Linked DNA regions of Mus musculus: all the other regions are linked to region 7. A link is a loop called in an ENCODE intact Hi-C map of the cell type or tissue named here. Cell type or tissue: left cerebral cortex. All regions are shown on one strand. Each heading gives the region's core, and the rest is flanking DNA. Links, peaks and the distances in the headings are about the cores only.

What was found. A loop is a pair of places that touch in the nucleus more often than their neighbours do. Peaks named below come from ENCODE experiments on the same cell type or tissue, not always from the same donor. Only the 100,000 strongest peaks of a DNase experiment are listed, where the experiment ranks them.
Region 1: a loop joins it to region 7, with 2.9 times the contacts of the local background. A loop is called at or near these places in 16 of 42 quality-filtered maps.
Region 2: it touches region 7 in a loop (2.8-fold over the local background); 22 of 42 quality-filtered maps call a loop at or near these places.
Region 3: it touches region 7 in a loop (11-fold over the local background); 24 of 42 quality-filtered maps call a loop at or near these places.
Region 4: a loop joins it to region 7, with 4 times the contacts of the local background. A loop is called at or near these places in 2 of 42 quality-filtered maps.
Region 5: it touches region 7 in a loop (3-fold over the local background); 10 of 42 quality-filtered maps call a loop at or near these places.
Region 6: a loop joins it to region 7, with 2.4 times the contacts of the local background. A loop is called at or near these places in 25 of 42 quality-filtered maps.

Annotation. Positions count from the first base shown.
Region 1 is chr19:16,130,466-16,134,970 of GRCm38, forward strand. It overlaps Gnaq (guanine nucleotide binding protein, alpha q polypeptide), which reads left to right and starts at 2,219. Exons shown (of 7, transcript NM_008139.6): 1 at 2,219-2,996. The coding sequence starts at 2,861. In left cerebral cortex, for the core only: CTCF peaks have their summits at 2,071 and 3,202; DNase peaks (open chromatin) are centred at 2,201, 2,933 and 3,444; H3K4me3 peaks cover 3,045 bases; H3K27ac peaks cover 2,780 bases.
Region 2 is chr19:16,343,003-16,347,507 of GRCm38, forward strand. The region is part of intron 5 of Gnaq (guanine nucleotide binding protein, alpha q polypeptide); the gene reads left to right. Among named protein-coding and RNA genes, the nearest start is that of Mir496b, 30 kb to the left of the region's middle. In left cerebral cortex, for the core only: no CTCF peak of the experiment used is centred there; DNase peaks (open chromatin) are centred at 2,700, 3,029, 3,916 and 4,176; H3K27ac peaks cover 1,519 bases.
Region 3 is chr19:16,597,517-16,602,021 of GRCm38, forward strand. It overlaps Gna14 (guanine nucleotide binding protein, alpha 14), which reads left to right. Exons shown (of 7, transcript NM_008137.4): 3 at 1,424-1,578. Among named protein-coding and RNA genes, the nearest start is that of Gm41811, 16 kb to the left of the region's middle. In left cerebral cortex, for the core only: CTCF peaks have their summits at 1,989 (motif pointing left) and 3,768; DNase peaks (open chromatin) are centred at 1,535 and 1,954.
Region 4 is chr19:16,782,865-16,787,369 of GRCm38, forward strand. No RefSeq gene overlaps it. Among named protein-coding and RNA genes, the nearest start is that of Vps13a, 4.2 kb to the left of the region's middle. In left cerebral cortex, for the core only: a CTCF peak has its summit at 2,231 (motif pointing left); a DNase peak (open chromatin) is centred at 2,224.
Region 5 is chr19:16,196,252-16,200,756 of GRCm38, forward strand. All of the region lies in intron 1 of Gnaq (guanine nucleotide binding protein, alpha q polypeptide), which reads left to right. Among named protein-coding and RNA genes, the nearest start is that of Gnaq, 66 kb to the left of the region's middle. In left cerebral cortex, for the core only: a CTCF peak has its summit at 2,152 (motif pointing left); a DNase peak (open chromatin) is centred at 2,120.
Region 6 is chr19:16,328,818-16,333,322 of GRCm38, forward strand. It overlaps Gnaq (guanine nucleotide binding protein, alpha q polypeptide), which reads left to right. Exons shown (of 7, transcript NM_008139.6): 4 at 3,260-3,388. Among named protein-coding and RNA genes, the nearest start is that of Mir496b, 16 kb to the left of the region's middle. In left cerebral cortex, for the core only: a CTCF peak has its summit at 2,446 (motif pointing left); a DNase peak (open chromatin) is centred at 587.
Region 7 is chr19:16,061,685-16,066,189 of GRCm38, forward strand. Gm32026 (a long non-coding RNA gene) reads left to right here and starts at 2,429. Exons shown (of 4, transcript XR_001782649.1): 1 at 2,429-2,501. In left cerebral cortex, for the core only: CTCF peaks have their summits at 2,387 (motif pointing right) and 4,001 (motif pointing right); DNase peaks (open chromatin) are centred at 1,987 and 2,420; H3K4me3 peaks cover 823 bases; H3K27ac peaks cover 445 bases.

The sequences.
Region 1 (4,505 bases), core at 357-4,356, 69 kb after region 7:
TTTTTGTACAAATCAACTCCAGTTTTTTCTTCTGTATCCGTCCAGAGCTGCACCATGCCTTAAGACCACATGCCTATAGAGTTTGAGGACATGCTGTAGGCCCCGGGTGCTCCTCACTGCATCTTTACTGTATTTAAGCAGTTAATCCCTGCTTGTTGATTTAATGAACTGGAATTTTGTAACATGAGCCCTGTTCGGTTGCATAATTTAGAGTCTATTCTTCTAGAGCACACTCAACACCACTGTGAGTTTCTGTATGGACTCCATTTGTTTGATGTAAGTCATAGGGACACTTGCTTAGCAAATGCTTTCCAGATCCATCAAAGGTTTATGCTTGGAATTTTCTCTTCCTGTTTCCCTCTTGATGTCCTTATATAACTTTGTCCTGTGCATTGCTGGCATTCCTTACTTCCTGATTTCTTTCCAGTGAGTGATACGTTGATTTTTTTTTTTTTTTTTGTCAATTTAAATATCTGTACCAGGGCATGTCCCTGGGGCTGAGACAGAAGTGACAAACAAAGAGGTCAGTTAAGCAAAATATATTACTGACACTTTAAAGGCACAATTTGTCTCAGGGGCTCCTTAGGAAACCAGACATGAAATGTTGATCGTTTTGTTTTCCAGCTTGTTGTGTCTCTCTAGGACACACACACACACACCCCACCCCCACCCCCACGAGGGGGGGCTGGGTATTACTTGCAATTCTTGCCCAATTCTTCTATTTTACATTTCTGCCTTGGACTCTGAATCTTTAGTATCTAAATATTCATTTTCACAGCTAGTCTACACCAGCTCTGATGGTATTCATATAAAAGGGGTGAGAGGTTCACCTTCTTTGCTTCTTTGCTTCTTTGGCAAGGTATCTTTTTTAAAAGCAGAGTATTACATACAGACTTTACGTCCACAACTCCATCTGAGTCCTGGCATAGAGGCTGAATGTATGCATGCAGTGTATCACGGGGGTGGGGGGGTGGGGGTGGGGGTGGGGGTGGGGGTGGGGGATGGGGTGGGGTGGTGGTGGTGGTGGTGGAGAATAAGGCAAACCAGAGGAGAGACCTTGAAGTCCAAGACTTGTTTCATTCTTAAGTTGCAGCAATGGGTATGATCTTACATTGCAGCCCAGATCAACAGGAGCAGTTTATGAAAAGCATGAAATGTGGAGGCGCCCACTTCTATCTATAAAGTCAGGAAAAATAGTACGATTCTCCTCTTGATGTTTGAGACACACTGAATTGAATGAACCTTTTTTTTTCCCCAATACAACCTTGAATGAACAAGATATTTTCTATTTATTAGTAAACCACCTCAAATTAGAAGTATAAAAACCAAATAGAATTTTGCTCCAATGATACTAGTTTCTTCACTTTCTCCTATTTTATTCTCTCTCCCTCCCCCTTTTCTTTGCTACAAGGTCTCATACTGCTCAGGAAGCAATTCTCCTGCCTCAGCCTGTGGAGTGTGGAGTTTATGGGTGTGAGCCACCATATCTGTCTCTTTCATTTCATTCTGTACTACTTGGCGTTCTCCCAGAAGTCATCCTTAACTGTCACGGTGTAGAAGGGTCAATCCTACATTACCAGACTGTTTAACGTAGTGTGCTGGTAGGAAAACAGAAACCACCTCAGTGACCCGAAAAGTTGGAACGGATCAGGAGGCTCTTGGAAACTTGGGCAGCTTCTTTTTTTCTCTTTAGGATTCAGATTCCTATCTGGAGATAAGGAGGACAGTTCCGTCCACAGATCCCTCAGTAACCCCCAGAGAGCCAGTGACAATCCTTTCTCTTCCCTAGTAAAGAGCATCCCATCTTCTAAGATGGATCTTGGGTCAGAGGCCACTCGAGGCAGCTTCTTCCCAATGGCGTTTTAGAAATAGGAAAGGGCAGCCCGGCTGCAGAGAGGCCCGGAGCGCAGCGCGTGGGCTCCCGGCAGGGCTCCCGCAGCGCCAGCGGCCAGAGGGCAGGCCGAGGCCGCCATATTCTCGCCGACCACGCCCCGGCAGCCCAGCGGCAGCCGAAGGTCGGTGTCCGCCTGCCGGACCCGCTCCAACGGCCGTGACCGCCGCGCCGGAGCTCGCACAGAGGGAGGCGGCCGGCGAGCGGGGCGGGCAGTCGGGGGCGGGGCGAGGAGAGCGCGAGCTGTCCAGGAGGGGCCGCGGTCCCGCCCCTTGCGCTGTGCCCGCCCCCTGCGCCCGTCCTCCTCCTCCTCCTCCCGCCGCCGCCGCCCCCTCCCGGATCTGTGCTCCAGTTCAGAGAAAGGAGAAAATGTGTGTGTGTGGCGAGGGGGAGGGCGAGCACTGAGCAGCCGCGGCGCGCCTGGCAATCGGGCCGGGTGGGCGTCCGGCGGAGGCGGGGGCGGAGGCGGGGAGCGCGCGGCGGCCGGCTGCCCGGTTTGCGAGCGAGCCGAGTGGGCGCGGGCAGGCCGAGGGCGCCCGGAGCCGAGTCAGGCGGCGGCGGCGGCGGCGGCGAGGAGCGGGCGCGCCGGGCGCGCTGAGCCGTCGGCGGTCGCTCGCTGCGGGGCCGCCTCGGTGGATGAGCTCGGGCCGCTGGGCGCACAGCCTTGGGCAGCGTCGGCGGCGGCGCCTGGAGGGCCGCGCGCTCTCCGAGAAGGCGGCGTGTGAGCGCGGCGGGGCGCGGCGGCCTTTCCTCGCGCGTCCCAGGCTCCCGGCCCCGCTCGTTCCCGGCCCGCCTGGGCTGCGGGCCCGGCCGCCTCCTTTACCGCGGCTCCCCTGAGCTCGTCCCTGACGCGCGCCCGGGCGGCGGGGCTCCGCGGCCGCCGCTGCCTCGGGGGAGCGAGGGCGGAGGGCGTGTGTGCGCGCGTGTGAGCAGGGCGCCGGCGGGGCTGCAGCGAGGCACTTCGGAAGAATGACTCTGGAGTCCATCATGGCGTGCTGCCTGAGCGAGGAGGCCAAGGAAGCCCGGAGGATCAACGACGAGATCGAGCGGCAGCTGCGCAGGGACAAGCGCGACGCCCGCCGGGAGCTCAAGCTGCTGCTGCTGGGTGAGTGCGGCCCTTGGGCCCCGGTACCCCCCGCCCCGGCTCGCCGCTGCCCTCCCCACGCGCGTCCCCGGCCGGCACCCGCACCCGCACCCGCGCGCGCGCACCCAGGGGCCGAGGGCCGGGGCTCCCGGGCGCGGATCCGCGGCGTGCGCCTTTGGTGTCAGCTAGGGCCGTGCTCGGTGCACAGCGTCTGCGGGACGGCTGAGCGTCCGCGCGAGCGGCGCGGGTGGGCAATGGCGTGCAGTGCGGTGGTCGGCCAGCGTCCATTGTGGCGCGTTGTGGGGTGGAGAGGGAAGGGTGGAAACGGGGAGCAGACCCCGGTCTGGATTCTGCTAGGAAAGGTGCTGAGGAAGCCTTGGCTGGCGCTCCAATAAACCCGGGTTAACGTACTGGGCAGGGGCGGGGCGGGAAGACTAGCCCAAATGTGCTATACTGTAGCCACCAGGCCACTGACAGGAGTGACCCCAGAGAGTTGCATGGCCAGTGGATGGTGACAGGCGTCTCTATGAACCATTCCTTCCGGATAAAGATGAAGGATCCGGGAGTGTTGTACTGTGTGGTTGTTGACAGCAGACGGGTGTCTTTTGTTTAATGAGGCGACCCAGATGTATGCCTGAATTCACAGCAGTTTCTACTGGAAACCAGCGCAGCCTCTCAGTTACTCTCCTGGAAACAAACAGAAACCTTTTGTTTAAAACGGACATTTTAGTATCTTGCCATCTGGGCTCCAAGAAAAAACGGGAAGAGTGAGAGAAAATTTCCCTCTGATCGCGTTTAAAAAAACAAAACAAAACAAAACAACAACCCAACATTCTCCCTTAACATGAAATTAGCAAGAAAATGCTATTTTCAAATAGGAGCTATATTGATTATTATCTCCGAGAGAGTGTTCGGAATCAAGCGATCAGGGTCCATGTACAAGCTAGCATGACATAACTATTGCTATTGTGGTAGGAAGCAAGAACTGCTTTGCAGGAACAGGCCTGAAAAATGTCTGCACTTGTGTTTATTTGTTACCGCTTCACAAACATTTCTGTAAGAAAAGAATGTTGCATTGTTGGGATTTGAGAAGACACCCCCCCCCCCCCCGTTTTTTTCTTTTCATTTTTCTTTTTTTTGCTATCTGGAGCATTCCATGTGCTGGCTCCAAGAACCCATTACCTTGGGGCCTGGCTTGCTTATCGTCAGGAGCAAAATATCATAATCACACATGGTTCCCAATGCTGTTCCCTTCCCTTAACCAAGGTCTTTATATTGAAATCCAGTTAGGTAAATGTGCACATATAATGTGTTCATAAAGACTAGAAGGCAAGGGGCTGACTAGAAAGATGGGTTTCAGGGGGAATAAGCCAGAGCAATGGGGAAACTGGGTAAGCCTGTCCACCCTCATCATTTCTGTTTCTTCTCAAGGCTGAAAATGGAATGTCTTATCTTTTTTTTTTTTTTTTAATTGAGAAGGGAGAAGCAAGGGCAAGTGGGATAAATATATGTTGATCCAGTATACAATTA
Region 2 (4,505 bases), core at 276-4,275, 280 kb after region 7:
TGTTTTGGGGAATTTCATACATAATTACTGTATTTACATCAATCATTGCAGAGGTAGCTCCTCCCCTCTCCCCTCCAGCTCTTCCTATGTCATTGCCCTGCCCACACATACATGCACACACTCCCTCTCAAATTCATGATCCCTTTTATTTTATAATTAGTGTTATATATATATATTAGCATTGCTCATATGCCCTTGTGTATAGCGCTGAGCACTTGATTAGACAAATCATAGTGGAAAAGACTGAATTTTCTCTTCTCAGTAGCCATAATTGCCTGTAGCTTCTCATGTAGGGTTGGGGCCTTGTGAGATTTTTTTTCCCCTCTATGCTGGCATGTCATTTTTCAGGGCTTGTTTAGGTGACCATAATTTTGAGATTTCATGGGTGCAGATTCCCTACTATATTTGGGATACATTATCTCACAGAAGTTATCCTGGGACTCTGTCTGTTAAAACCTTCCACCTTCTGTTTGTTACCTCTGCATCTGTTTGATTGTTCACTGTGTTTATGTTAGTCATAGCTTTGTAGCTGGAGCTCATAGGAGCCCATGTAACCAGGAAGAACCAAGGGCTGCTGCTCTCACTAGGAGTTGAGAGTACTCTTGCTTCCTTATTGTCTGGTTCCTAAATCATGTCTTCTTAGTCTAACAACCCAAGAACAAAGGAAGTGTTCACTCTGTCCTCATTCGGATACAGCTTAAGTTTCCACAGGGGTGTATGTGGCTCCCACTGTGATAGTAATAATAAATGGTAAGAATGTTTTAGAAGAGGAATCTACTCAAAGGTGACTAGGTTACTAAGGACTTCACTTAGAGAAAAATCAGTGTTGGTCTCACAGGATGAATTGTTAATGAACAAGACTGACTGGTGGCCACATTGATAGAGCTACATCATGTTAGAATTCCAGCCTCCAAACTGGACTGAGACAAGCTCTCTTATGAGGCAACTCTTATAAGAGAAAGCATTTAATTCGAGGCTTGTCTGCAGTTTCAGACATTTAGTATAACCATCACGGCAGGGAGTATGGTGATAGGCAGGCAGGCCTGGTACTGGAGAAGTAGATGAGAGCTACATCCTGAACTGCAAGTAGAGACAGACAGACAGACAGACAGACACACATACACACACACACACACACACACACACACACACACACACACACACTCACAGGACCTGATTTGGCCTTTTGAAACCTCAAAGCCCATTCCTAGTGACACTTCCTCAAACAAGGCCATATCTCATCATCTTTCTGAACACTACCGTTCCTTGGTGATTAAGCATTCAAATATATGAGCCTGGGGGATGGGAGGAGGGGGTGGGATGTCATTCTTATTCAAACCACCACAGCCTGTAAATGTTTTGTCTTAACACATTGAGTGAGTTGGAAACCCTTTTTGGGTTGTAGGTTCTAAGTGTTAAATCATGAACACCATCTTTAAGATAGAGAAATGGAATAGATGTAAATGCAACCAAGCTGCAAGTACCAAAGACTATTATACTCAGAAGAATCACTGTCTTATGGGACCTTTGTTTCTACTCTGGGGTGGGTGGGTGTGTTGGTTGGTTGGTTGGTTGGTTGGTTAAAACAGGGTTTCATGCAGCCTAGGCTAACCCCAAATTTGTGCGTAGCCAAGGATGTGCTTGAGTGAATTCCCAATTCTACTTCCACCTCCCAAGGGCCAAGAGTGTAGGCATATGCCACCATGCAAGTTCCGTTCTAAAGTGTGTGTGTGTGTGTGTGTGTGTGTGCGCGCGCGAGAAGGTAGTTTTCTTGTTGCTCAGACTGTTCTTTGTTCTCATTTTCATTTCGGCAGTAGGAGGAAGGGGGCATGGAGCCTGGAGCAGTTACAGTACATAATTCTTTCTCTGCTGAACTTAGGCTTTTGTTGTTGTTTTGGTTTTCCCATAATTTTTTATTATTTATATATTTACATTCCAAATGTTGCCCCCCCCCTTCACGGTCCCTTCTCCATGAGTTCTTTTCCCCTTCCCCCTCACCTTTGCTTCTGAGAGAGTGCTCCCCGCACCCAACCACCCAACCACTCCATTTCACCCCACTAGCATCTCCCTTCCCTGGAACATCAAGTTTCTACAGGATTAAGTGCATCCTTTCCCACTGAGGCCAGACAAGGCCGTCCTCTGCTATGTATGTGCAGGGGCCACCGACCAGCCCATGTATGCTCTTTGGTTGGTGGCTTAGCCTCTGAGAGCTCCAAGGGGTCCAGTTACTTGATACTGTTGTTCCTCCTATGGGCTTGAAATCTCTTTCAGCTCCTTCAGTCCTTCCCCTAACTCTTCCACAGGGCTCCTGACCTCAGTCCAATACTTGGCTATAAGTATCTGCATCTGTCTGAGTCAGCTGCTGGTAGAGCCTCTCAGAGGACAGCCATGTTAGCCATGTAGAGCCATGGCGCTCTGCTTCATTCTGTCCCTGCATTTCCTTTAGACAAGAACATGTGATGCTTCTGTATTTTCCTTTCTGTTTAAAGTTACATTAGCTGTGTTCCTCCTGATTAGTGCACACTGTTAGTACACGTAGTTTACAACTGATCTGTGTGTTTGCCCCAGTTACTGGACTAGTGTGCCCAGTGAAGTCATTCAGAAACTGTCATTGAGCCATGGCCATCCTGACTGGTAGCTTAATATAAACCCAATGGCCCCCATCTCACTACCTCCACATCCCTTAAATAGCTTGCCGACAAAAGGCAACATAGAATCCAAATGCTTCCAGCATGATTCCCATCTGTGCTTCCTCTGCCTTGCATAGAGTTGCCCATAGAGCTGGGATGCCACAACTTGTAAAGTATGAAGGACTGGATTTGAAATGGCCTGTTTTATGATTAAATTGCCAGTGCTCAATAAGAGTCATTTTACAGAGACACAAAAAATAGATAACCTTTGTTCAGTTTCAGGAAAATAGCCAGACTATTGTCAGAACAAGAGATGTTTAGAGCCTCTGGCTACCAGAGACATGGTTTGGAATTTCAGAAGCCAGGTCACACCTAAGTAGAGCGGATTCCAGAGGGAGAAGAGGAAATGCAGCCCTGCTCAGAGAGGAGCCTCTGTGCTCAAGGCTTGTTGTGGACCCAGGACAAGTTTCTGGTGTCTGTGCTTGACTGATACCTGGTCTCAGTTTGTGGCGGCTTGCAGTGGGAAGTAGCATCTTTGCCTGTCCTTCACAAACACTTCCGGTGTTGGGCACATAATGAGTGAACCATCCCATGCATTCCACTCCTACCCAGCATAGGTCCTGGGTATGCATCACGAGGCACTGGCTGATGTTTTCATTGCAGTTGCCATAAGTACCATAGGTTGTCTAAGACCCACAGCTCACTAAAGATACAGGCCTCAAGATGACCAAGAGGTCATCAAGATGGCCATTTGGCTTAGGGCTACTCAAAGTGTTTAAAACAGCATTGAAGTACGCCTGAAGAACAAGTTCCTAACCTGAACATCTATAGGTAGGCGTCTTCAGAAAACATCCTTAGAATAAAGATATGCCTCACAGAAAATGTTCTACTGGTGTGAGGGCCATTGGCTTTAACTGGTGGCTGTGTTACAAAGAAACTGGAGGTATGGAGCAGCGAGTGGCAAGAGGTGACTGCAGGTCCCAAGCCCAGTGTTGGGCCCACAATCTATTGCTGCTTGGTAGGCTGAGAGGAGGCTGTTTCTGGCATTGAGTTGAACATGGAATAAGAAGGCTCTGGCACTTTCTATTTGTTAAGCACCTGCCATGGTCTAGGGAACATGACCTCCATGATCCATATGGATCTCCTGACATGATGCCCCATCACAATAAAGGAGCTTAAGGCTTGAAGACCATAGGGCTTTCTTGAGTCATTCAGTGTTCATTTCCTGTTAACAATGCAGAGTGCCTCAAATTCCAAAGGAGCAGTTGTAGGACCTAGTTATTATTACATATATCCCAATCCCAGATCGGCTACCATCAGTGTTGGAGACTCTAGGGCCTCAGTTTACTTGGCTGTGTTTGGGTTAAAGTAAAGGTTCACTCTAACTAAACACATGAAATAGGACAGTCAGTGGCATGTTGTTGGTGTTACATAAGTGATTATTATAATGTGATGGTGATAATTCCAGATCCAGAAAGATGAAAATCTAGTTCCCTTCACAGTGTTGCTGTTTATCCAGAGCCCAGACTTAAAAGCTACAGCTTCAGAGCATTCACTTTCAGTGAATCCCCACATGCAGGCCTTCTTTCCAAGGCCCATGCCAGGGGCACAGACGGTAGGAGGCGGGCTGCATGACTGTGAGATCTAGCAGTCTTGATTAAGTGTTAGGCTAGGCTAAAATAGAAAGAAAACCCTATGAAAGCAGACCACTTCGACATAGAAATTGTTCCTTCACTTCTAGGCAACTTTGTTGTCTTGCTCTGTGTGTGTGTGTGTGTGTGTGTGTGTGTGTGTGTGTAAAAACAGGAAAATGCATCTCCTGAGATGTCAGTATTCTCATCCCATTTTACCAGGCTGTACTACAGGCCTTAAGAA
Region 3 (4,505 bases), core at 374-4,373, 540 kb after region 7:
CCCTCCCCCATCCCTCTATTCCCCTCATCCTCCCCCACCCCCCCTGCCATGTAGCATGGCAGTGCCCCACCCAGTCCTCTGTCAACTGTTTGGCTTTAATTCTCAACAGCAAAGCTGGACTTCATTGTTAAATTTAAGAAAACAGCCTATGGTGCATGACATGCAAGAAGGGGCGGAGTTAGCGAGGTAACTGGCTGAGAGGCACCACCGTGAATCCCCAGATTCCTCTGTGGACTCCCCCCTCTCTGCAAGGCGTCTCCCCACACTAGTCATATCCCATGGCTGTGGATTTCTGACATGCTACATAGATACATGTGCCACATGTGTTTATTGAGCTCACATTATCAAAGAAAGCACCAACTGCTTGCAGAAAAGGAGCTGAACTCTTGGATAAAAGCACAAGTGAGATTTTTTACTCTGCTTTTGTGGAGTTTTCCCGGACTTGTTTGAAGACAGAGGCACATGGCCACTTCAGATGTAGAGGGTAGAGGGCAGTCATAGGGCAAGAGGAAACAACAGAGCGGCAATGGGAAGCCAGAAGGTTGGGGACAGTACCTATGCTCTACTCAAGGCCCTCCAGGACCCTGGATCACGCTCTCTGGCTAAGGACAGTGGAAGGAATCACATGCAGAGGTTCAGGTGCGATGGATATGCGCTAGGATTGCAAGTGAGAAGTATCCACTGGGCATACACTCTCACAGAGCTCCTGCCTGTAATCCTTAGTGTGCTAACGGAGTAATAGCTACAATAAACACTGTCTAGTAGTTGTCGTGCAGAGCAGGTGATCTGGGAGTGGTTCCTAGGTGGGAAAGAACTGTGCGCTGATTGATGCACAGGACTACGTGGCTGGCATATGGGAACTTTCTGTTGAGCTGAAGATTTCTGCTGAATCTTAATGCTGCTCTACAAAGTAAAATCTACTTCAAAGAAATACAAAGAAAAAGAAAAGGAAAAAAAAAAAACTTAAGAGGGAGAAAAAGGGCAGGGTGACAGTTGGCACTGATTTTTCCGTTTACAGAGAGAGTGTGTCCCTGTTCTTACACCTGGGGCCAGTCCACTTCTAACCAAACAATCCTGGTTTGTGACTGATACAACAGTTTATGTCCATTGCTGGCTACATAGATGTTGGAATGAACAGAAAGTGGGAAAAGTGAAAGTGGCTACAGGGCGTGGGTGTCTCTGTTCACACCTGGGTGCCGGGTCTGAGCAGCTGCCTCTGCTATTGCTGGACTGGAGGCGCAGGTCTAGTGCGGTCTGTTTCACGTCTCTAGACTGAGCAACCAAATCACCCCGCCTAGTCTTCTGGTTTCTGAGGGTTTGGCTGTGCACAGCCCAGCACCTGTCAGAGCCCTCCACCCCAGATCATCCCCTTATCTGTCATGCTTTTCTGTGCTCAACGTGGTATTTCCTTTCCGTTGGACAGGAAAATGCCCAGATCATCAGGGAAGTGGAAGTAGACAAGGTCACTGCACTCTCTAGAGACCAGGTGGCAGCCATCAAGCAGCTGTGGCTGGATCCCGGAATCCAGGAGTGTTACGACAGGAGGAGGGAGTACCAGCTGTCAGACTCTGCCAAATAGTGAGTACTCAGCCGGCAGCTGCTGCTAAGCCAACTCTGCAAGGCTTCACTTCCCAGGAGGCAGAGAGGCAGGGGGTGTGGGTGGGGGTGGGTGGGGGAGTGAGGATGTGTGTGGGTGGGTGTTTCCCCTGACCTCCTGGCCTGCTTCTTGGCCTCTTCTCCCCTAATTCTCTGTCCCAGATGTCCCTTGGGGTTAGCAGCCACCTTCTCTCACCCAATTAAGTTGGAGATTCCTTTAGTGGAACGGATCTAAGTTTTGGAGCAGAGGTTATGATTTAAGCAAAGAACACACCTGCCTGTGGTTTTTCCGCTTTCTTCCTCTCTGTATCCCTCTGGAAACTGCAGGCGGGCTTAGGCTTTGCTTAAATTGGTTGCCGATCTTGTAGTGCCCTCTAGTGATAGACATTGGCATTGCAAGACCAGCACACAGGCCTCTCGGCTGGCTTATTTGACCCTCTCAGAAAGTCAACCACTTAATGTATTTGGGATCCATAAAGCTTTAGATTTAAACCATCAACATCATCAAAATTTCTATCGCATACTATCTTGGAGATATCACAACATTTCTTCTTTCTTAAGAGTCCCCTAGGGCTGGCTGTGACCCACAGGTGACTGAGCACACAGCTTACTTCTTGGGGTTGCAGCTTGTTTATGCTCCTGCAGTTTGGTTCCTCCTCCCAGGACCACGAAACTCCCCAAACCCACTCCGTTCCTTTTACATGTTGGCCTCTTCCTGAACTAGCTTGGACTGGACAAAGCAGCTGTCAGGGAAGGCATCGTTAAGGCCCATGGCTTTTAATGACTTTGCCTAGACATTTGTCCCATGCAGCACTCAGTTCAATCCAGCTTGGCACAATTGATCTAATTACATCAGCAGAAAAGCACGATGTCGGGGGGCAGGGTGGGGGGAGAAGGAAAGAAACCACTAAGACGCTAGACTGGCAGCAGAGAGGGGAGGAAGCTAGCCTCCCAATGAGATGAGCATTCTGTCCAAAAGCTAGTGGGTTCTCCTGTTTCCTCCCAGAAGCGGCCCACTGTTACTGGCTCTGAGATGAGCCTCTGGATTTACATCCATTTGGAGAACGCTTGCCAGAATGACTGTAAGATTAACTCAGCGTAAATCTTGAAAACAGAAGCAAGTCCGCTCGCTGCCAGGCGTGTGAGGGGTGACTGGGGAGGTGAACAGAGTTGTACAGAAGACAATAGCATTTAATAAGGGAAGTAGTTGCCAGCCTTGAGCGTCATGGATATGGTGGTTACATGCCTAGCTACCAGCACTGGAGAAGTGAGAGCAGGGGGTCAAACATTCTTAGACATTCTCAGTCAGGTGAGTTTCAGGTCAGCAGGCAACCTGAGTTAGACCCTGTCTCAAAATAGCAAAAAAAGCAAAATGAAACAGAACAACAACCCCCACCCCCACTATGACATAAGTTACTTGTGCATTTTCTTGGTCCAAGTCAGTGGTTCTCAGTCATCTGCTAGTAATGTCTGCGTAATTAGATGTCATTTATACTGTGCAAATGAGTGTACCAGATAGTGTGCTAAGGGCTATGTGGCAACCAGTTAGTGACCTCTAATCTCAGACAATGTAGTCTGCTGGTTCAGTCAATCAATCAATTAATCAATCACTGTAGTGTGTCTTCCTTGCCTCCCACTTAACCTAATTTTGGACCGCTTTCCAGAGTCCCTAGCAGATGCTCCAAATCACAAATGATACTGCATTCTGTATTTGTTCTTTACATACATAAGCATGATAAAATGAACTTATAAACGTAACAGCAAGAGATGGACACAGGCTAAAACTAAGGTAGTTAAGAATAGAGCTACTCGTTATTGGCAGTGTGACCCCATGACACAGTGTGAGAGCTGCGACAGCTAATGAGTGACTGGCAGGTGGGCAGTGTACACAGTGTGGCTACACTAGAAAACGTGTGTTTCCCCCCTTGGCACAGCCACCGATGTTATCTTACTACTCAGAATGGCACTAGACTGAAAACTTATGAGTTCTTGTCCTTAGCTTTGCAGAACACAAAAATCATTTCAAAGACGGATCATTTATTTCTGGCATTATTTTCACATTTCCTAAATTTGGGTCATAAATGGCCATGGGCATTTGTAAGCGTGAGGTGGAACATTGGATAAAGGGAGAAGACTGAGTGCAGTAAAATAATAAGCTGGGGAGCAGGCCCAGCATTTTAAATCTCTAGGTGGTGCTACAGAGAGCAGCAGAGCCACCCACTCCATTGCTAGTGAGGTCTTTTGTAAGGACTTGAGTGATTAAACAACTTTTGAAGACACAGTCTGGAGCCTAGGCTGGCCTTGAACTCTCCACATAGTTCAGCATAACCCTGAACTTCTGGTCCTCCTAGCTTTCCTCCTGAATTCTGGGATTGCAGACATGTGCCACCACATCTGTTGTAGAAGGTGCTAAGGAATTACCCCGGGTTGTGTGCATACCAGGCAAGCACTCTGACACCCGAGCTTCACAGCCTGTCTGAAGGGCTTTTGTTTTTGTTTTTGTTTTTTTAGTTCTTAGAACTTTAAAGGTAACTATATGCATAAGAAAGACACTCATATTGATTTATAGAATGCAATTATGTTTAACTTCTCCTACACAATCTTGACCAGAAACTTGGTACATGGTTTCTAATTAAAAAAATAATAACAACAACAACAACAACAACAAAAACCCTGCAATCTGTTTCATCGCTATCTATTACAAATGTATAAAAAAATCCTCCATGAAATGCTGCTGATGGCTGCGGAACCTTGAGAAATATATCTTTGGCCTGCCTCAGAAAAGTAATAAATATTGCACTGTAAAGGTTTACAAAATTGGCGCAAAATAGTGTTGTAATGTCCCAATGCCAGTTTTAAGAGTTCAGTAATAAGGGGAGTCTATGGGATGTGCACAGAAGTGCAGATGC
Region 4 (4,505 bases), core at 232-4,231, 720 kb after region 7:
TAGTACAGCAAGGTACGCTCCTCCACCAGCTGAGACAAGCCTTTTACAAGGGGCTACAGCTGAACAAGATGGAGGACACCTGGCTAGGAGGACAGTCACAGCAAGGTCTGAGGATGTTTGCTGCATGTTGTGTGATTGTTCTGAGACACATCTTCCTGAACTCTGTACATGGAGTTGACCTCAAACTCGTGGAGATGTATGTTCCTGCCTCTACCTCTCAAATGCTGGGAATAAAGGCTATTGTCACCACACCTGGCTTATTTGACATAGTTTCACATAGTTTTTCTTTTGAAGGGCCTTTATGGAGTTTCTAAGTCAACTTCATGATCTCAGGGACACTGAGGTATTAGGAATTTTTCCAAAGTCAAAAACGAAATTGGACTTCCTGATTCATCATATTTGAGAATATTCACATATTTCTCAATAATAATAATAATAATAACTTGTTTTGACTTATTGCTTCTATTTTTAAATGAAAGAAAACAAAGCTTGTTGGAAGGACAAGCAAAGGAGAAAATTCTTAAAGAATCTTACAGCCAATATTGATGGTAATATAAGTAAACACAATCTTTGTAAATGCCAGCCTGTAAGTTCCAACAAGCTGATCCATCTGTGTGTGCATATGTTAGTGTATACATACTTACATGTATGTAAGTGTATGAATTTTGCCTTAGCAATCCTTCCAGAGATTTAAGCTAAGAAAAGAATTTTTAAAAATTAAAACCTATTCTTATAAGAACATTTATTAAACCTTTGCTTAAAGAAGCAAACTTAAATATTCATTAGTAGAGAAGCTAGGCAAATTAACATATACATGCATACACTAGGTTAACAATGCAGGAATTAAAATGAAAACAAAGATTTATAAAATGAGAGGTTATCGCTCTTATCTTGGGAGAAAGGACTAAATTGTTGTGAATTGTCAGCTAATTTTGACTGTACAGAATATACAAAAGTCTGGGAATATATTCACCAAATGTTAACCACAGCTATCTCTAGATGATAAGGCTTTTGACAGTGTCTATTTTCTATGCATTTTTTTTTTGAAGATGAAGACATACACAGACACAGTCCAAACCTCACTGGGCAACTCATATGGAATTGGATTTGAACGCTCAAAAGTCTGCCTAAAAACTTGATCTGAGCAACACATAAATGCAAAGATAAATCTTGTTCAACAGCACTAACAGCTGGGGAAAGGAAATCAGAGCTGCAGTCATACATGTGAATTTTTCCCTTATTTAACCCAGCAGTAAAGCTTTTAAAAATAGTTATGATCTCCAAATGCTGGTGAAACTATTGAGAACCAGGGTCATTCATATACTAAAAATGAGAATGTGAAATGCTATAGCCTCTCTGAAAAAGTTAGATCATGTCTGCAAAATCTAAGCAAACAATGTCCATGCAAACTAGCAATTATAAGCCAAGACATTTATCAAAAAAAAAAAAAAAAAGTGAAGGCAACTGAAGTGGGTCAATGAAGAGTGAGGAAGATAAGCCATCCATCGGAAGTACCAAAACTCATTCTGATTGTCTGGTAGCAAAGAGCACAATGTTCAGTAGCCCACTGTGAACTGAACGCACGATCGATCCTGACTAACCTTGTTCATTCGCTCTAACCAGCCTCCACATCTGCGTCAATATTAATTTATCCGGATGAGAGATCTTTCAGAAATGAACTCTCTGCTGACTTGCACTTTTGAATATTGACAGAAATCTCAATTTCCTTTCCCTGTTCATGTTCCTTCCTCGGTGATAATTTAAGGGGGAAAAGTCTACAGCACGTGGAAGTAGCTTTTGTCCTTTATACGGAATTCATGTGCAATGTCAGCCATAAAAATAAATTCATAATTATAAACAGTGCTATTGATATATTTGAACCTAATGAATACTGTTAATGTGTTTTGATGGGAAGATTTAGTTCAAAGATCAGTTATTAAGCAATATCTACAAATGTCTAGAACTCCTCATTGTTGATAAGACATAAAAGTACTTCCTAAGGAACACGTACAGATTTCCAGAATCTCTGCCTGAAAGTAATACGCTGTTGCTGCTCAGGAGAACCATAATTAACTATTTATACTATTCTCAAATTATCTAGTCTCCTTTTTATATCTAAGGAGATTCTGAGTCAGATACACTAATTTGGTTTCATTAAATGTTAAATTAGACATCAGTTACCAATTCAAACTGCTGCAGATCTTCTTCCCTCCAGGAAGTTAGAAGAGCACCATCTAGTGGCATGTTGTAGAAAACTCGAAGTTTCTACTTCGAATTGAAGCAATCACCTTTGAAACAATAATAGTAATAGTAATAATGATGATAATAATAATAAAATTATTACTAACATAATTTTAATAGGGTCCAATTATGTATCCTTGGCTGACAGTGATTTGCCTCCTGAATTTGGGGAATCTTTATTTGTTTAGTTTGTACCACCAATCCTGGCTATCATCACCAATTTAAACTTCCCTTTTAAATGCTGGTGGTATACACAACTTCTTATTTTTTATAAAATAACTTTGAGATATCTTTTAAACTAAACTTCAAATTAGAAGGTCAACATTAGTAATATTATTTTATGACATTTTGATTAATTTTTACTGCTTTTTTTTTCTCCCTTGAATCATTATGTTTCTTATGTAGAATTAAGGAAAGACTTAGTTGGTTGCAACTTTGTGAAAATAAATATAAATTTGGTTTCACAGTTTTGCTTCAAATATTGTATGGTTATCAGATTAATTTCTAAACAAAATTTTAATTCTTTACTTGTTATGTTAGACACTTGCACTTTTTTGAGGTTCAATAGAAATTATAAGGTCCTTCCATAGCCATGCTTATACTAAATTGGGGGAGAAAACCTCAAATCATTTTCACTAAAAAGAATAAGAGAAGCATACCCACTCTCCCCATGGGTATTCAACAGATTATATATTTACAGATTTAGTCCTCTAAACAGCTTCGGTGAAGTAGCTGGATATAAAATTAACTCAAGTCAATGGCCTTTCTCTACACAAAGAATAAACAGGCTGAGAAAGAAATTAGGGAAACAACACCCTTCACAATAGTCACAAATAATATAAAATACCTTGGCGTGACTCTAACTAAGGAAGTGAAAGATCTGTATGATAAGAACTTCAAGTCTCTGGAGAAAGAAATTAAAGAAGATCTCAGAAGATGGAAAGATCTCCCATGCTCATGGATTGGCAGGATCAATATAGTAAAAATGGCTATCCTGCCAAAAGCAATCTACAGATTCAATGCAATCCCGATCAAAATTCCAACTCAATTCTCCAACGAATTAGAAAGGGCAATCTGCAAATTTATCTGGTATAACAAAAAACCTAGGATAGCAAAAACTCTTCTCAAGGATAAAAGAACCTCTGGTGGAATCACCATGCCTGACCTAAAGCTGTACTACAGAACAATTGTGATAAAAACTGCATGGTACTGGTATAGCGACAAACAACTAAATCAATGGAATAGAATTGAAGATCCAGAAATGAACCCACACATCTATGGTCACTTGATCTTTGACAAGGGAGCTAAAACCATCCAGTGGAAAAAAGACAGCATTTTCAACAAATGGTGCTAGCACAACTGGCGGTTAACATGTAGAAGAATATGAATTGATCCATTCCTATCTCCTTGTACTAAGGTCAAATCTAAGTGGATCAAGGAACTCCACATAAAACCAGAGATAGTGAAACTTATAGAGGAGAAAGTGGGGAAAAACCTCAAAGATATGGGCACAGGAGAAAAATTCCTGATTAGAACATCAATGGCTTGTGCTGTAAGACCAAGAATCAACAAATGGGACCTCATAAAATTGCAAAGCTTCTGTAAGGAAAAGACACTGTCAATAAGACAAAAAGACCACCAACAGAGTGGGCAAGGATCTTTACCTATCCTAAATCATTAGGGGACTAACATCCAATATATATAAAGAACTCAAGAAGGTGGACTCCAGAAAATCAAATAACCCCATTAAAAATGGGGCTCAGAGCTAAACAAAGAATTCTCACCTGAGGAATACCGAATGGCTGAGAAACACCTGAAAAAATGTTCAGCATCCTTAATCTTCAGGGAAATGCAAATCAAAAGATTCCACCTCACACCAGTCAGAATGGCTAAGATCAAAAATTCAGGTGACAGCAGATACAGGCGAGGATGTGGAGAAAGAGGAACACTCCTCCATTGTTGGTGGGATTGCAAGCTTGTACAACCACTCTGAAAATCAGTCTGGCGATTCCTCAGAAAATTGGACATAGTACTACTGGAGGATCCCGTAATACCTCTCCTGGGCATATATCCAGAAGATGTTCCAACCAGTAAGAAGAACACATGCTCCACTATGTTCATAGCAGCCTTATTTATAATAGCCAGAAGCTGGAAAGAACCCAGATGCCCCTCAACAGAGGAATGGATACAGAAAATGTGGTACATTTACACAATGGAGTACTACTCAGCTATTAAAAAGAATGAATTTATGAAATTCCTAGGCA
Region 5 (4,505 bases), core at 263-4,262, 130 kb after region 7:
GATCAGTAGGCAAGCCACACATTTCTGATTTACTATTGCAAAGGGAATCTGGAGATCACTAGACCGATACATTAAATAACTAATGACCGTTTTGCATTGAAGTCTGAAAGTTTAGGGAATGATCTTTTTTTTTTTTTTCCCCTCCCTGAGACAGGGTTTCTCTGTGTAGTCCTGGCTGTCCTGAAACTCCCTCTGTAGACCAGGCTGGCCTAAACCTCAGAGATCTGCCTTTCTCTGCCTCCCTAGAGCTTGGATTAAAGGCGTGCACTACTAACACCCAACTTAAGGAATGATTTTTATAAGAGTAAATCTAATTTAATAAAAATTTTCTGTATTTTTTATTGTATAAATGCTGAGACAGGCATTTAAAAATAAAGTATTTTAAAGTTTTCAATAAAGACACAATTGGATATTGCTCTTGTTCGAGACAGGGTCTCACTATATGTGTGAGACTCAGAGATCTGCTTGCTTCTGCCTCTGAGTGCTGAGACTGAAGGCAGCAGCCATCACACCACTTTGCAGGCCCCAGAGTCTGAATTTTTCTCTGTTTCTCATTCTGAAACACAGCTATGATGATGATTCCTTTTTCATCCTGCTCTTCGGACTGAAACCCTATTCTTGACCATCATCCCCATGCCGAGGCAGAGGTGTCCTAGCATCTAGTTTTAAGGCTGTGGTTCTGTAGTTTGGTGGTACACACGCCTGAGTCTTAGGGTCCTGTAGTTCTGCTAGTCAAGAGACTAGCTTTGCCGTGAATTGTATCTATGGGCTTAGACAAGTTATTTAACTTGTCAGCATCTGCAATCATTTTCTATTTTAACAATGATATATAAAATTACTGCAAGAAGACTGCTTCAGTAAATCTAAAGATTCATTTAAAACACAGACTTTGAATTGGGCGTGGTGGTGCCTGTCTTTCTTCTCAGCCTTTAATCCCAGGCAGAGGCAGGCAAGCCTTTTTTAGTTCCAGGCCTGTCTGGTCTACATTGAGAGTTTGAGCCCAACTAAGGCTACATAGTGAGACCCTGTCTCAAGAGTAAACAGACAACAAATGAAAAGCAAAACAACCCCCACAAACTATGAGGTGTGGGATTTTGTGTGTGTGTGTGTGTGTGAGAGAGAGAGAGAGAGAGAGAGAGAGAGAGAGAGAGAGAGATTGATTGATTGATTGATTGATTGATTGATTCTGGGCACCTCCAAGAGGCTGTAGTCATCAGGGAGAAGTGTGTCAACTACATTAACATTCTGGTGGGGGAGTAAACTCCATTTTCACACTGAGATTTCCAGGGTGGTGCCTCAGATGGAGTTACAGGTTGTATCAGATGCAGTTCATTTGAGCCACTCTGTCTCTTGAGATTCCAGGGCCTGGAATTTCATCTTATTATTATTATTTTTTTTCTTAATGAAGAAATAAACAGCTGGGAGAGAGTTATCTGGAGACTAGTGAATCGCTCAAGGTCATGCATGCATCTGTCTTTTAAGCAGCAGACCTGGCCATGAATTCCGAGTGCTTGGCTCTGGTGCTCCTTGCTGTTCTCATGATGCACAGTGTTGACATCACAGGCTAGCTGGTCAGAAACGCAGAATCCCAGGCTCTACCCGAGAGCTGTGGAATCAGAATGGACCTTTCGGTAGCATTCCCAGGGGTTGAGAGGCGTTGCTCTGAAACACTCTCCTCCTACCATTTATGTGCTGCTGCTCTGAAGTCTTCCTAGTGTGGATGGGAGGAGTGCTGGTGTGAATGTAGGCATTCAGCAGTGTGCACTTAAAAATTATTACTACGTGAACTCATCCCCACCTCTCCACCACCCCTGCTCCCCCAAACCCCTCTACACATATACAAGTCTTTATCTATTCTTTTGACAGGAGGAGAAGCAGATTATCAGGGGGAGACGTTTATTCCCAGACTTCATATATACACTTTGTCTCTTGTTTCTTGCATGCGTACACATTACGTGTGTGCATACATACATATAGTAGCATTTGGCTTTGTGAGGCTTACACACTTTAAAAAAGACAGAGGACATTGCTGGCACCATTCCCGCCATGGCTTTTTGCACATTTTGTCTCCTTTCAGGTTGCTCCCTACTTTCTAATGTGCTCTGGGGGAGTGCAGTCTAATCAGTGCTCATTGCCTGCCTCCTGGTGGAAAAGCACTGACAGGATTGATCCTGGTCCCTTGCTCCCTTCCAGTAAGCAAATGTCTTTCTTGTTATGTAAGTAACTAATCTAAATGTAATCATATAATAGACATGGAAGGAGCAGCCAACTGACCTTACATGAGTTGGCCAACTTAAAGGACAAGAATGAGGGAGGTGATGCTAGACAGAGAGGGATATTTGGGTAAAGGAAATAGGCAGAAAAAGGGCTGTAGACCTAAAAGGGCCAGGCTTATTCATGGGGAGGGGTTGGGTATTGCCTAAAGGGCAAATGAGGCTACATTGTGCAAAACTTTATTTACCATAATAGTGGTAGAGTTTTACTGTGTGGTAGCACCCTTGGCTAAGGCCTTAGCTCTGTTTCATCTGTAAACAAAGGGTTTGAGGTAGGCAGGCATCCGTAGGGACTGGTGCCGCATAGAGAAGTTAGCTGGTTTGCTCTGAGCCATAGGGCACTGCTTCTTGCCTGCTTCCAGGCCTGCTTGAAGCTACACTGTTCCCACAAAATGAAGAACTGCCTCAATGTAGAAAAGTCTAGCTTAATGTGTTCATCTTCGCTTTGCTCTGAAAGTTTGATTTTTCTCAGCAGTCCAGTGGTAGAGCCCGGACTTGCTTGCTTGTTTGTTCTTATTTGGGATGGTCAGCACTCCTGATCTGTCCCCGATGTGGTTTTCTTTGCCTGGTTTTTGTTTTTGGTGAAGTGGAACTTTTTAAGGTTTGGACTCGTGGGAGTAGATTCCTAGGGACACCTGGGCAAGATGTGGTTGCTCTGCTGTTTGTGTTGATGGTACAATACTACCTTAGTTCAGCCAAAAAGCTTCTTTTGTCTTCAGGTACATTACTAATAAGGATATTTTGTTCACCTTGAAATTCCCAGAACTTCCTTTTCTACACACATCAGACACAAAGGTGCTCTGTTGTCTTCATTTCAGTGACAGCCAGCAGTGGGGTTGCTATTCTTTAGTTAGTAATGTCACCACCTCAGAGTTTGGTCTTCTCTCTGCATCTGCTTCCCCCTCCCACATGACTTTGTCCTATGATTTATTAAAGAAGAATTCTGAAGCCCTCTTCCTTTCCTGACAGCAGTGAAGCGGGCTGCATATTCTGTTTGGTCTGACAGTGAGTGCATGTGGCTCAGGATGTGTGGTGATTGCTTTGAGTGATGGGGAATTAGTTAGAGGATACAAACGTAGGCAGTTGTCTCACATTGGTAGATCTCAGCTTTCTCATTTACAAAGGAAAAACAGCTAGGTCTCTAGCTTTTGGATGAGACCTTTAGAGGACCCCCCCCCCCCAGATAAAGCCTTAAATTCACATTCTTAAGATACAAATTCTTGGCTGTCTTTATGTTTAGTAGTCCTATAAGTTCATATTATCTATTTCCCAGGTTCCAGTTTATTAATAGCTTTAGTGAATTGTGAATGGCAGTTTAATTAGATCACCCATGAATAATTAGGGCAACTACTTTTTTCCCCAAGAGGATATTTTCATTCTGGAATATGCATCTTTCTTTTAACCTAGGTAATTAAACATTTTACAAAGTAGGGAAGTAAGCTTTGCTACCTTCCTTTCAAGCATGTTACTTTTTTTTTTTAAAGCTACATGCACTTTGAATAAAACAGCTTTACAGTTTCTATCTATTTTAAGTGCTGAGTTTGCAAAGCTCATAAGTGAATTTTCATTGAAACATTCCTGTCTCAGTCCAGGCGTGGTGGTCCATGCTTGTAATCCTAGCACTTGGGAACTGAGCAGGGAGGACTGCCATCAGTCCAGCACTGGTCTAGGTTAGGTGAGCCTCAGACTAGCTGGAGCTATATGATATGACTGCCTCAAAAATAAATAAGTAAATCAATGCGTTTCTTCCTTTAAGGAGGAAATGATAACATAGAACAGAAAACCAGCCTTGCTTGATGGCTGGCTTCCGGTGAATACCTCATGAAACAATTTGTATTTGGCTTTGTAGTATTTTTTTGTGCTTACATTGGAATATGGGTGTGCTTCAGATTCTGGGAATTACAATACTTAAAGTAAATAAATAAGGAAGTTGCACTGTAAAAATTGATTCAGAAGGAACCAGAAAGCTGACAAGACAAATAGACCTTGTTCTTCTCCAAATGCCTTGCTGAGTTTTCCCTGTGGAAGGCTGAAACCCTCTATAGTCTGGGTAGCAAATTTCACCTCTGAGGAATGGATGTGTCTCTTTTCTTTTGCCAGCTACTTAGGTCTCCCTGAAAGGAACTGAATAACTGAACGCTTAGTAAAATTTTCAGTACTCTCTCAGGATTGAACCCAGGACCTGCAGCATGTCAATTAAGTACTATACCACTGAGCTACAATCTAACCTTC
Region 6 (4,505 bases), core at 330-4,329, 270 kb after region 7:
ATAGAAAGACTGTGCCTCTTTTGTTTGGTTGGTGAGTTTGTTTGGTTTTGTGTTGCTTTTATTTGGAGGGGGTGTTGGGGATGGTTGGTGTTGGATGTAGGTGTTCTATGCTGCAACTAATAGAAACAGATACTATTCAGCCATTTCCTTTTGCTAAACTACAGTAATTTGACTTTCTACCTCAAATGAAGTGAGCCTTTCCCTTCCCCAGCCCACGGAGACAAAGCCAGACTATCCAGCAAGATCATCCTTACTTTTAACTTAGTCAGAAATATATGGAACATTTTTTTAAATCTACTTATTTTATGTGTATGAGTTTTTTGTCTGTATGTATGTCTGTGCACCATGTACAAGCCTAGTACTGACAACATGACAGAGGAGGGCATCAAGATGCCCTGGAAGTGGAATTAGAGATAGTTATGAGCTGCTATACAGTGACTTAAACCCAGCCCTCTGCTTAATCAATGAGTCATGTCTGTAGTCTGCATGGAACATTTTAAATGACTATTTCCCTGTCATGATGGTGACAATATTGAAATAGAACAAAACTTGGCAAGCAACAAATGTTCAGTGTAAGTAGTTGTTATTCTACATGAGCTGTACAAAGGATGAAGAGGAAAGAGAGTGGTACCCTATGCACAGAGATATGCCACTGTCAGTTTTATAGGGTGGCTGCTGAGCCTTTGCAAGTCACTTTCCAGCTGCAGGTATGTATCCTGACTCCATGTAGCATACACAGTTTTGGGGAGGTTATTGCACTTTTTCCTGATGGAAGAGATGCTGTCAGCACAGTTGAATAGATAAATTCCCACTTTGTGTACTGATTTTTAATATCATCCCTGGAAAACATACATTTGTGCTTGAAAATGGTGCTAGCATTGGGTACTCTTGGTTCATCTTTAAAAAACAAAACCACAATTTCCCTTCATTCCTAGACTGCCACAGAACCGTGTACACAAGAATTAACAGCCCTCTTTTGTGACCTCTCTGTGTGTGACCTCTCTTTGTACATGTGTGCGTGCATACGTGTGTGTGTGTGTGTGTGTGTGTACTCGCGCTTTTGAGTGCGTGGTCATAACTAGAATGGAAGTATATTTCTTAGTTTCATTTTTATCTTGCCACTGTAAATGCAAACTTCTTTGATTTTTCTGAAATTTCTGAGTTCTTGTATATAAAATGATGGTCACATACATTTTAGAATATAAGCTTAAATTTTTCAAATCAAGGATCTGATAAATTAGAAAGTTGTATTTGTCCAGAGTAGCTTCTTGCTTTTGTATCTGATGTGGGCCACATTATCTGTAGAGGAGATATAGTTCTACAGATAATTCTCAGAATGTTAATCCATTAGGTGGCTCTAGGAGTATGCCAAGATTCACTAAAATACAGCTTTACAGTTGTATTCTCCAAGCACCCGCTTTGGTCCCGAGCCAGTTTTATAATAGTTGAAGGTAAGAAGCGAGCTCTTACTGGTCAGTAGAGAGCTCGATTCTGGCTGCAGAAGTGTTGATGTGTCTGGGACACAGCCCTGGAGCATGAACTTGGAGGACTGATACGCTTCCCACAGGGCAGAGATTTTACTTCCTCATTAATGCTGGACTTTACTGCTGTGAGTTCATGAATCATATAGGCGTAACACACACTTCCCTTGTAATATTTCGTTTCACATTTGAGTCTCACTCATTAAGAAACTCCAGTAATAAGAATAACATGATAAAAGCTTTAATGCTTAAACTGAGTCTCTGTATAGGAATTAGAGTCATCAGCCGAGGAGTTTTGTAATTACTGAGTTGTAAATACCATGAACACCAAACATTCAAACTCATTGGATCTTGTTTGTGGTCCTTACCAGCTGAAGGTTTAGTTCCTTCCAGTTCTGTTAATGGCTCCACCTTTTTTCTGCCTCTTCCTCACAGGGTAGTCACTTTGTGGCCATGCCCTTTGAAGCCATCCCTGTGTTCAGGGCCAGGAGAGTATAGTTTCTCTTTGAAATCATAGCAGTGCTTCTCAGAACAATCATCTCTACCTGGCTGTCACCAGATCTGTCAAACTGTGCCATTTGTGACATTACAATTTATGTCCTACACTTTAAGATCCTGGAAAGTGAATGGGAAAGGTTTTGGAAAGGACAGAGTCGTACTGATGGTGAACTGTAATTGCCAGAGGTCAGGTGTGCCAGTGATAACACCAGTCAGGTTCTTGGTGCCAGCTGGAAAGTTCTGTGCCCTGCTTGAGGTGGTGATTACACAGATGTGTATATGTGGCAAAACTTCATAGACTGTGTGTCACACACACACACTCGTATGTGTAATATATGTGTGAATACACATAACTAAGGTCTGTTATGAAGCCGACTGCTCTTCCGAAGGTCCCAAGTTCAAATCCCAGCAACCACATCAACCACATGGTGGCTCACAACCATCCGTAACGAAATCTGGTGCCCTCTTCTGGAGTATCTGAGGACAGCTACAGTGTACTTACATATAATAAATAAATAAAACAAAAAAAAAAAGAAGAAGGAGGAAGATGCTATCATTAAGGGGGAGCCAATTGAAAGATTTATACAAGGAATTCTCTGTGATAGATCGAAGTTTCTTGTAAGTCTAAAATTATTTCAATCAAAAATACAATGTTTGATTCTCCCCACCCCGTGGAAATGCGTAAGTATCATGGTCAGATACATAAAAGTTAGGGTAGGTGACTGTAAAGAAGAGCATCTGACATTAGACATTATTGTTATCATAACTTAAAATCTCATGGCTTTTCAAGAATAACAAATGACTTGGGCTTTGGACATAATTAAAGACATGGTATGATACTGTCTGTCTTCTCTCAGGGGAATGAGGAAACTTCATTCCAGGAAAAGACTGATGTTCTGCAAACAACAGAGAAGATAAATCCTGACCTTACACTCAGCTTTATTATATGGTGGTTTATGCAAATTTACTTTGTATAAATAGTTTAAAACTTTAACTCTTGATTCACCAGCCAAGCCTGCTAAACAAATAGATGTTAGGAGACTCACTGCAGTTTCTTACCAGCTCTCCCTTCTTTTACATGAGTTCAGCTGCTGAGGAAATGGGAATGTGGTAAGTAGGTGACTGGGTGGAGAACCTTTCTCTGAGCAGGGGAAGTGTGGCCTTGCCTGCTTCCTAGCCTGTCACCTTACAGACTTTCCTTTTTCTCTGTGACTCAGTTTTTGCTCTTTCCATGGGATTAGAATGATGGTAACTGACATTCTCATGTCTTCCTCTTCTAGCTATCTGAATGACTTGGACCGTGTAGCCGACCCTTCCTATCTGCCTACACAACAAGACGTGCTTAGAGTTCGAGTCCCCACTACAGGGATCATCGAATACCCCTTTGACTTACAAAGTGTCATTTTCAGGTAGTAACTGAGTTCATTAACACCTTTAAACCCATCAGCTTTGTTTGATTTTGAAATAATGTATCAATGAAAGAGGAAGCAAAAAAAAAACATTCTGGAATTTTCATTTCCATTTAAATTCACAGAAAATTAGTTGCTGGTAGTATATCACATTTACTCAAACTGTATATTAGACAGGAACCACCATGCATGCCTGCCATTGAAAACTTCCATATCGATATTTTCTCCATGTTGTCTGGTACCAATGCAGAATTTCTCAGTACCAGTAAAAAGGTGTGCTGGGGTTTTTTTGTTTGTTTGTTTGTTTTGTTTTTTTTTTTACACAACAAAATGCTTAAGAGTTTTCAAAATTCATGGTTTTAAAAGTAGGGTAATTAACTTAATATAAATTGATATGGCAAAACAAAATGGAAATGTATTATTCCCCTGCTCACTGCTGCTGTTTGTATTGATATTTCAACTGAAACACTTTTTAAGAAGAGAAAAACAACAGTACATTTTCACTTTGCTATTTCAGAGTCACTTAATTATACTTTTAGTTGGAGTACAAACCACTTACTTGGAGCTTTGAGGAAAGGACCCACGAAGCAATGTCTTTGACTTGAATGTTGAATGTTGAATTGTCTCTCCAGAGCCTCCTCGCTGAGGGTGGGCCTGTGCTTGAGGCTCTGAGGCACCTTTTCTGTGGCCCCCTGCCTCATGCCTCTGCCATGGGGCTCAGTTTGACATGTGCTATGCTGTTTCTGCCAAAAAAAAAACTTTTCCTCTCCTCTCCTCTCCTCTCCTCTCCTCTCCTCTCCTCTCCTCTCCTCTCCTCTCCTCTCCTCTCCTCTCCTCTCCTCTCCTCTCCTCCCCTCCCCTTCCCTCCCCTCTCTATTCATTCTTTGCACCTGTAGTGTAATCTTACCCCCACATAATGCTCAAAAGCACATGGCTGTGAAGTAGGTAACACTTTAGAAATACTCTGATTCTTAAATCTGTGATGGGTCTATTAAGATGACCACCAAGGTTCCTGAGGCCAGCATTCTGAGTTACATATTTTGAGCTTATAGCATCTGGATATCCAGATTAACTTACTTTTACAACCATTTTACAGAAATGTTTCAAAAACACATAC
Region 7 (4,505 bases), core at 290-4,289:
ACCCAGGCAGAAGTCACCCTTTCACCCTCAGGCAATCTGTCCAGTTAACTGTTTTTCTCAAAGCAACCGGTCCCATTTTTTGCAAGATTAAGCTATAAATCTGAGGAACTGTGTGTGGTCGGACTGCTGGGAACTTGTGTGGGCGCACTTGATAGATTTTTCAGAGGGCAGGGCTTTTCCTGTCCTATCCTTTCATTTCTCTGGCAGTGCTTCTTGGGAGTCTCATTTTTTAGAAGTAAAAACAAATTACGGAAAAGAAATGCTTCATTCATTAAGTTCTGAGCAATCCCTTGGGTTTGTTTTTATTTGCAAAGCCAGATGGCGGCAGCCATGGTCACAGCACCCGAGGACCTGGGTCAGGTTGGCATCGGTCAGGACAGAATGTGGGATCAGTGATTAGTAAGCAAGGACGCAGCAATCGGCTTCTCTCGGAATCCCAAGGCTCCAGGAATCAACGCACCTTCGGGTTAAGAGACAAAATCTGCACTAGCAACTCAGGTCAATTCGGCCAAGAAAACTTAAGAAACACAAGGTCCGGGGACCGCCCTTTGTACAGCAGGCCTGCTTCCCTATGACAAATACAGCCGCTGGCAACTCAGGACACTGCAGGGTGGCTGTTTGTTGCCTCTCTTATGAAGATATATCTGAAGATGAGACAGTCCTGCTCAGAAGAACCTTACAGAAAACCCACCGAATGCAACTTTACATAGCTCTCTCTCTCTCTCTCTCTCTCTCTCTCTCTCTCTCTCTCTCTCTCTCTCTGTGTGTGTGTGTGTGTGTGTGAATTACAATTTCTTGGGACTCATATTTAAATAGAAATCATCCATGAAAATGCCACACATGACTTTTTGCTTGGAGGGAAAATTCTCTAAGTAACTCAGCATTGTTGCCTTAGGTAAATCAGGTAAAGAAGACAGCCATGTGCTGAATTGCTATGGAAGGCACAGTGGTGGGGCCTCAGCTTCGCTCCAGGAGAGGTGTGTGAGGACAGACAGCCCCGATGTATGTCATTCCTTCTCTGCAGAAGCTACAAAGACCGGGCTTCATAGGACTGCAATGCTATAAGAACAGATATGCTTATTATTCTGACTTACTTTTTAAATAAATTACTGAAGCACTCAGGGTCAAGGATGTGGCCATGTCTTATTCACCAGACATTTTAAAAATCTTTCAGTCAGTGATCTATATATTGAGCATGTTAGTAAACAAAAGGGACAGAAACATCTGCCTATTTGGGGGTTAAAAATTCTAGTGGAACGAACACTAGTACCCAGGAACGTAACCATTAGATTAGACAATATGTTGGAAAGCCATTAACATGTTACAGACAGGGCACAGTGTGGTAAGGGGTTTGGAAGGGAGGGGCAAGTTGCAAGTTTAAACAGAAATGACAGAGTAGACTCTGTGGACTAGGTGATGCTGGAATAGGTGCTTGCAGGAGCTGGGAGTTAGATGAGTGGATGGGAGGGGTGCTCCTACCCGGCATGTATTAGGAAGAGCACCCGTGTCGCTGGAGTGGGGTGGATGAAGAAGGATGCGAAAGGAGCCAGAGTCGGAGAAGCAGTGGGACCCTTGCCTGGGCAGGGCCTTTAGGGCCATTTATCAGAGTGAAACCGGAGGCTTGGTAGGACATTAGGTAGAGCTCAGAAGCGTTCTATGAAAGCCATTCTGGTTCCTGAGAATTGTCTCTTGGAAAGAAAGTTTGATAAAAAAGACCAAGGAGGGGGCTGTAGCAAGACTCCCAGCCAGGAGAAGGCTATGGGACGGAGCAGGTCTGTGAATGAGATGAATTCATGACAACTCGACTGAAGTGGGAGAGAATTTCCATCGTCTGAGATAAGAGGAATCTCAAGTGGAAGAGGTTTAAGGGAGAAAGGAAAACTTTGTTTTGAGACACAGTTGTGGCGTCTCTGAGGCGTCCCAGCAGACATGTCCAGAAGGCAGCTGCCTGAGTGTCTCAAGAGGCGCGCTGGTCACAAGATAGAAATGTGGGGTTTGTTGACATATGGATAAAAGAATTCATTAAGAAGCTGAGCGCACAAGGAAAAGAAACCAAGGACTGATCCCTGGGGGAAGATGAACAGATCTGGGAGATGGGTACTAAGACAAAGACGGAAGAGGAAGGACCAGAGGGACCTGAGGCAAACAAAAAAGGATGTGGGTGTCTTGGACGCCAAGGAAAAGCATGTGGAAAGGAGGTGATCAAACACCTGAACTGCGGAATAGTAGTACCTGCGTGATAATCTGAATGACATAATTGGTGTGAATTCCTAATCACAATGTTTGGTGTTAGTAAGGGCTCAAAAGCACACGTGGTATTTTAACACCTAATGTCTCTGAACAAAAAAAGAAACCAAGCCCTCACTATAAAGCTGCCCAGTTCCTATGATGAACTCCAGAGGGCGCTCGAAGACTTTCTTCCCTGTCAGTTTTAGCTATAAGGGAAAATGGATTCCCAGGGCAAACAACCCTTCGTCTGAAAGGCTCGAAGGTCCGATGCGGTGAGTGTCAAACGTCTGTGTGGACTAGAATGTCTTGATCCTGTTAAAATGCTGATCCTGGCCAGGGAGGTGGCTCAGTGAGTGGAAGCACTGGTTTGGCAGCCCTTTTTGAGCCACAATCTTAGTACATCTGTGTTGAGATGGGGAGGAACGTGGCTGGAACCTTAGGGCTGCTCCTGTAGCAGGCAAGAAAGATCAGACTGCGTAGTGGTGTTAGGTCTCAAAGAAGCCCAGGACACGTGTTCAGTACCTGAGGACCTTCTGGCACTTCTCACCCAGTCTGCTACACCAAACCTCTAGGGGAGCAGGAGGGGCACACTTCTGCTTCCCTTCCCCTGTCTCATCCCTATATAACTTAGCCATTTTGGATACTCTGGTCTCTTGACCTGGGTGCCTCTAATGGCCATATGTTCCTCCCTTGCTCTTGTTCTTGCTCCCTCTCTCTCCTTCATGTTCTGGTTTGGTCTGTCAGCCATGTTCAGCCTGGACTCTTCCCTCTGCCTGCTTTCACCCCCTGTATCTGCAATAAAATCTTCTAGGAGGAGTCATGCCCATGGGGTAGAGGGGGAAAGGACCACTACCACATTTATAGCAAGCTTTAATTAAATACTGTCCAGGAAGATGTATGTCAGGGTCCATTTTGGGGTTCCCAGAAAATGGCCACCAGTCACACCTTGCAGCAGTTTAAACCCCACCAGGCCACTGTGTTTCCTTCCCATCATGTCCATTCGGGGCAAGCGTACATCCTGACATATTTCCTGTCCACATACCTTCTGCCCACTAGTGATCAAACATGTCCAGTGCAATAGGTCAAACAGGTATAACACAAACAGGAGCTTACTCTTGTCTTAACTGCAAACAGAACCCTAAACCTGCAAGGTATGTTCTTCCTGTTTCAGTCTCCCAGTAACAGGCAGGGTGTACAACTCTTGTTCCTATTTTTGGTTTCACATTCCTCTTTTCTTATTTCATTTTCTTTTTCACTCAGGTGGTAGGCTAGAATCAACACCTGAATGTTGTTCTCAAGTGCAAACATGTTTGCATGCACGTAAGACAAGGAAAAATATTTTAAAAAATCTTTAAACATGGATTCACAGGAGGCCCAATTGTTATGGTCTAGAACCTTAAATTTTTTTCTCTCCATCAGTTAAAGAATAAAAAAGGAAAAAAAAAGTCTCCAGAGTGACAAGTAGCAGTGGAGGAATCTAGAACACTATTTGTGCTGGCCGACTTCATGTCAGCTTGACACAAGCTAGCATTATCCGAGAGGAGGGAATCGTAATTGAGAAAAAGCCGCCATCAGATCCAGCTGGAAGGCATTTTATTAATCAGTGATCTATGTGGGAGGGCCCAGCCCATTGTGTGCGTTTGTGTGTGTGTGTGTGTGTGTGTGTGTGTGTGTGTGTGTGTGTGTGTGTTGGGGGGGGTGCTATCCCTGGGTTGGTGGTCCTGGGTTCTATAAGAAAGCAGGCTGAGCAAACCATGGGGAGCAAGCCAGTAGGTGGCACCCCTCCATGACCTCTGCATCAGCTTCTGCTTCCAGATTCCCACCCTGTTTGAGTTCCTGTCCTGATTTCCTTTAATGATGGGCTACAATGTGGAAGTTTAAGTCAAATAAACCCTTTCTTCCCCACCTTGCTATTTTAATCACAGCAATCGGAATTCTAAGTCACTGTTTGTTTTAAGTTTCTGAAGGGTCTTCCTCCCCTATTTCAGGGTTGGGGAGTTTGGAGAAAGACATGTCCTAATTTGGCCTTGAAGTTGCTGAAACACCACATCAGTGGAGGCCCTATTGGCAGAAGAAAAAAGCCCACAAGTCTTTGTTTTCAGCTTCTAGACTTTTGTCTCGGGTCATGAGGGAAAGAAAGAAGCCAGCCATCTTGGAAGTTCACCATCTTTAATATCTATCCATGGCCCATCTGCCTACCTATTTTCCTGCCTATTATAGAGTCAGTCTAACTCCTAGACTCTCAACCAGCATAGATTCTGACTACATAAATCATA